Linked DNA regions of Mus musculus: region 2 is linked to region 1. Evidence: chromatin contacts called from ENCODE Hi-C or POLR2A ChIA-PET data. All regions are on one chromosome and are shown on one strand. Each heading gives the region's core, a stretch centred on a gene start or an enhancer-like site at or near the end of the contact. The rest is flanking DNA. Distances are from core to core; before and after follow the strand shown.

Region 1 (2,699 bases), core at 124-2,623:
GGGGTTTGCGTCTTGTGTGCCGCCTGGACGCTGTGCGCTCCTTTACCAGTTTCTTCTGGGACACGAAAGTATTCCGTGGGAAATGTGTGTGAATAGTTCGCCTAGCTTGAAGTCGGGTATTGTGAAAACGTTTCCAAAACTAGGGAACTAAATAATGGACGAAGGTGGTGGAACCGCTTTATTCTAAAAATATTTTATTTGAATCTATAAATTATAAACTTAGGAGTCCATTCAGTTAACCACGACCATCTATAGATTCTCTTTAAATATCACCTTATCGGCTCACAAGTTTATCTTGATTCTCACCAGCCGCCCCCCCCCTCCCCCAACTCAAGACTGCAATTCTAAAGGTGGAGAAACACCACCACCCTCAACGAAGCCAATCAAGAAGCTTCCGGTGGTCTGGTTCCTGGAAGGGCGACTAATAACTTGCAGCGATTTACTTTTCTTAATTAAAAAATAAATTAGGAAGGAGCCTATCGTGTCTCAACCTTTTCTTCAACGGTTTATTTTTCTTGGGCAAACCGCCTGCAGTGGAGGAGGGGGATACTGGGGGACCCTGGCCAGGATAAACCGGTCACTGTATGAAGACAAATCTCAGATCCCACCCCACCCCCCCAGCGAGGAGGAATAGATGAAATAATGGCCACCATCTTGAGCTGTTGCTGGAATTTTCGGGGTTTTATTTTATTTTTGAGCGAGCGCATGCTAGGCTGGGGATCCTTTAAAGTTCAGATACCCCTCTGGCCCTTTGCAACCACCCCAGTGCGCCAGGATGGAGCCTGCACGAGAGCTTAGGGCTCGTCTGGCATCTTCGGGTGTTACACAGTTCCTGAATTTTACACGTGTTGATGAAATTGAAAGAAGACAGGGACGCTGGGATTTCTAAGCAATGGGTCCGCCTGTGGGTGCCTCGTGGCGTACTCGGAAACGCACCCATTCTCCCGGTTTAAGAACAGGGTGTCCTTGCACCCCCAGGCTCCCCTTCCATACATTCTTCCTTGGCTTGCGTGTGGCCTGGCCTCCCTCCTAGCTGTCCTCCTGTCCAGAGCCGCCACTACCCCACCTCCACAGGTCTCGGAGGACCCTCTTAGGGAAAGAAGCCCCCCTCCCCCTTGCCCCGCTCTTTCCCAGTTTGGAGAGAAGCAGTCCGAGCGATTTGCATATCTACGAAGGCTGAGGGGGAAGGGTTTGGGCTTGCCCCCCCCCCGCCGCCCCCCCCCCTCACTGCTCCCGAGCCCCCTCCCCCTGCACCCGCCTCGGCCCTCCCCCTCCCCCTTTTCTCTGCCCGGCTTTGATCTCTGCTTAACAACAGTAACGTCACACGGACTACAGGGGAGTTTTGTTGAAGTTGCAAAGTCCTGCAGCCTCCAGAGGGCTGTCGGCGCAGTAGCAGAGAGCTACAGACTCCGCGCGCTCCGGAGACCGGCAGTACAGCGCGAGGCAGCGCGCGTCAGCAGCCGCCACCGGAGCCCAACCGAGACCACAGCCCTCCCCAGACGGCCGCGCCATGGAACACCAGCTCCTGTGCTGCGAAGTGGAGACCATCCGCCGCGCGTACCCTGACACCAATCTCCTCAACGACCGGGTGCTGCGAGCCATGCTCAAGACGGAGGAGACCTGTGCGCCCTCCGTATCTTACTTCAAGTGCGTGCAGAAGGAGATTGTGCCATCCATGCGGAAAATCGTGGCCACCTGGATGCTGGAGGTAAGAGACTTTACAGGCTGCTAGCTTGGGACCCCCTGGCAACTTGTTGCTATCACCAACATCTTCCTCCCTTCTCTTCCCTTCCGTCACGGAGTTTTCCGGGTGCGTTGCTAGGACTCGGTATTCACAAAATAAATAGATTGGGTCCTTTTGAACGAGGAAGGTTTGGGAGTTGGGAAGATGGGAATTCCTTTTCCTGGTGGAGGGCAGTCGGGGAGGGGTGCCTTCGAGGGAGGACGGTGTCAGCGACACCACAGAGGGTGCAGGCTGAGCTTCTGTGGCCCCCGCTTGTGCCCCATTCCTGCAGCGCCTCGGCGGGGGCCGCCCCTGCGCGTTTCGCCAGCTCAAGGGGGGAGGGGGCATAAATTTGATTTTTAAATTAATATCCATGGACACGTATGCAAGGGCCGCTCGTGCCAATATTATGCGCCATCTTTGCTCCTTTATTGCAAAGCAAAAAGTGTTTATTAATAATTGGGGGCAGGGCAGGGAGCGGCAGTAGGGGCGCTGGGACAGGCACGAGGGGCCTCGTGGCGGCCGGGAATCACTAAATAAGACAGTGTGAGGAATATTTGGGGTGGGGGATTCTTTGTTCAAACAGCGGACCTGGGTACCCCGCACACGCTGCCTGGCCCAGAGAAAACGCCAGGCTGCAAGGTCGCGTGGCCCCCTAGTCAATGAGACTGACTGTTGTGCGTGCGGTTCTGGATTTGGAGGAACCTGTCTAGGTCAAACTGGGGGCGGAGGGGGACAAAAGCACATTTTCAGATGTTCAGCAGGAGACTCAGGGGTCCCAAAATATTTTAAAATAATTTTTAAAGTGAGGCATAATGCCCTTGTAGAGGCAAACAGCGCCCGCACCCTGCAAAAGGGGGGCCCCCGGAGTTTGAGTTGCTGGAGCTCACCCCCCGATGTCCACTGAGCTCCTGACCCTCGGCTTGGATCAAGGGTCGTCCGATGGTTATTTTCAGGTCGTTTTTAGGCACCTAGT
Region 2 (2,699 bases), core at 58-2,557, 110 kb before region 1:
CTGGAGATTTGAATTCAGGTCCCCATGCGTATACAGCAAGCATTCTACCAAACGAGCCTTCTCCTCAGCCCTGGGAAGTTAATCTTTAAACAGATGGAGTCACCACTATGGGAGTTCAGATCCAACAAAACAACCAGAGCTGCTTTTAAGGGAGCAGGTGGACCAGGATGGAAAGTGGGGGACTCCATCCAGCCCAGCAGGTAGCAGAGACAGATTCAGCTCCCTCGTGGTGGGGGTCGAGGGTGGGGGTAAGGGGAGGTAGAAGTGGGGTGGATCACCAGTGCTGACCCCCTCTCACGTCCCGAGGGCTGCTGGTCCTGGTCACTGGGCTGGCTCTGAACTTGCTCGTGGGGACCTGCAACCTCTTCCTCAGTGGACAACACTGCCCCGGGTGGGACAGAGTCCAGGCAGGCCCAGCCCTAACCTCAATCACAATGATGACAAAGCCCAGGGGTCCCCTCCCAACACCTGAAACTGTCTTACCTGGGCCCTGAGGCCACAGGTGTTGCAATGATTCCCACCCAAACCCTGGAATGCCAAGTGGCTCGAAAACAATTGGGATTTCCAGAAACTTCGTCAGCAACACCAGCCCTGTCTCCCTCCCCCACCCCCTTCTCTGTGTTTCCTTCATACACACACTTCACTTTTTTAAGAGCGTAGAAAATGGAAAAGCCCTGCATCCCACCTATGTATCTTTGTTTTGTTTTGTTTGGAAGAGAGTCTCATGTAGCCCAGGCTGCCCTTAAATTCTCCAGGTAGCCAAGGATGACTTTGAACTCTGTCCCCATCTTCTAAGAGTTGGGATGATGGATATGCAAGACCACACCCAGTTTATGCAGTGCTGGAGATGGAACCTAAGGATTCTCCACCAGTGTTGAGTGAGCTTCCTACCAGCTGAGTTGAGCCCCACCCCCATCCCAACCGCACTACTGTGCTTAAGCCTGCCATGCCTTGGCCTTTCCCTTTGCATAGCCTGCTGTCCTCTGTCTGTAAAGCTATGGCTGAGCACAGCCTACCTGGAGGGCTGCTTGCAAAACGGCAGACATGGCGTTTGTCCTGTGCTGCGTCCTCTGAGCCTACAGCCCTCTCGTGTGTAGGGATCAACACAGACACTAGTGAAAGTTTACCTCAGGAACCACAGACCGTAAGTGCTGCAGCTCCTTCTCCCTGAGGAGTCCATGGGGCCAGGCTGTAGGAGAAAAGGAAATCTGAGGCCCCCCACATCCTGCCCTCAGGGCCAGCTGGGCTTGTGGATTCCAGAACTTTCTGCAGGAAGCGGAAGGTGCAGAAATAGAAGCACACAGAAAGGCAGTTGCTCCTTTCACCCCAAAAGGAAGGGAAGTGGGGGGCAGGGGCTCAGGGAGGAAGCTGGGGGCAAAGAGAGACTGAAGGAGAGGCAGAGGTAGGTGAGCCTGGGGGCTCTGGGGTACCTGGGTGGTAACCCTGTTTACTCCAATCCCGAGTTCCAGGCAGGAGTGAGGGGGAGAGATTCCAATACTCCCCTTTGCCTGACAAAACTCCAGCAGGCAAGGACTCATGATGTTCTCAGACAGTAACCTGAGGGTGTGCCTTCCAAGGCCGACACCTGAGAAGAGGCAGTGCCTGTTGAGGATCAAGGTTCACACAGTCATGACCATAAGCACTTCCAGCCAGTCCACAAAGCACTTACAGAGGGAAACTGAGGCCAGGAGAGGCAAACAAGACTTGGCTATCCAGTGACGTCATACCCACATCCCCAGGATCCATGGGAAATCAGGCATCAATAGGCCAAGGGACCAGAGCCAGAGACAGTGGCTGGGCAAAGCCAGTAGGCCCCAGACTAGCCCTATACTCTGGAGTCTTGGGGTGCCTACTCCCTCCAGCCTGGACCTTGCCCCAACTTAGATTCATTCAGAATTCCTTCCCTTCCCCTACTCTCACTTCTTTTCACAGGAAGTATGTCAACAGGGTCCATGTCCCATCCCACACCAACAACATCATCAGAGTCCAGACATCAGAAAGTCTGCACGCACCATGGGCAGGCCCAGCACGTTCCTACCTCCCTTAGGAGGCTTAGGACTTCCCTCTATCTTCTGTGCCTGGGTTTGGTCTGGGGCCTTAGAGTTGTCTGAAGGGCAAGGGATTCTATTTCTGCCTGGGCCTCCTAGGGACAGCTTGGTAGGGGGAGCAACCATTGTCCTTCCTAGGAAGCTGAAAACTTCCACTGTGACAACGGTGAAGCAAGCAGCAGGGCCCGGTACCCTCTTCTGAGGAAACATTGTTCCTCAGTTCACACTGCCATGGGCTGCCAGGGTGACCAGGGTGAGGGTTAGGGGCACACTGAACAAGCCCCTCCTCTTAGTGTCTGAGCCATACCTGCAAGGGAGCCAGTCTGTAGATTTGTCTGAGTGAGACTGAGAACTATGGTTAGCCCAGGCTAGCCACAGAGCTTGGCTCTTTAAAGCTAGTTAGGCCAATGTCTTAAAAAAAAAAGTGAGAGAGAGTGGGCCAGCAAGATGGTTCAACAGATAGAAGTTCTTGTCACTATGCCTGCTAATCTGAGTTCAATCATCAGAACCGAACAGTGGGAGGAGAGATCCAACTTCCCCAAGTTGTCTTATAACTGCCACACACGTACAATTAAATGTGATAAAGAAGTTACTAAAAAGGAAAACTATGTTTTGTTGTTTTTGTTGGTGGTGGTTTTGAGACAGTCTTGC

Evidence for each region. Hi-C counts contacts between places; a loop is a spot of excess contacts on that map. ChIA-PET counts read pairs that join two places held with the same protein, here RNA polymerase II (POLR2A).
Region 2: a map of Patski shows a loop between it and region 1 (2.2-fold over the local background). The contact joins the enhancer-like site here to the promoter of Ccnd1 in region 1. A Hi-C loop is called at or near these places in 7 of 37 maps with a recorded cell type or tissue (Patski, heart and left cerebral cortex). POLR2A ChIA-PET finds 5 or more read pairs at or near these places in 2 of 5 experiments (Patski and embryonic stem cell).

Annotation. Positions count from the first base shown.
Region 1 is chr7:144,938,505-144,941,203 of GRCm38, reverse strand. It overlaps Ccnd1 (cyclin D1), which reads left to right and starts at 1,373. Exons shown (of 5, transcript NM_007631.3): 1 at 1,373-1,708. The coding sequence starts at 1,511.
Region 2 is chr7:145,046,504-145,049,202 of GRCm38, reverse strand. No RefSeq gene overlaps it. Among named protein-coding and RNA genes, the nearest start is that of Gm46023, 21 kb to the left of the region's middle. Within about 2 kb of position 1,307, at least 1 of the 3 ENCODE cell types and tissues checked has a DNase peak (open chromatin) inside an H3K27ac peak, as active enhancers do; it is heart, where a contact is called at or near this core.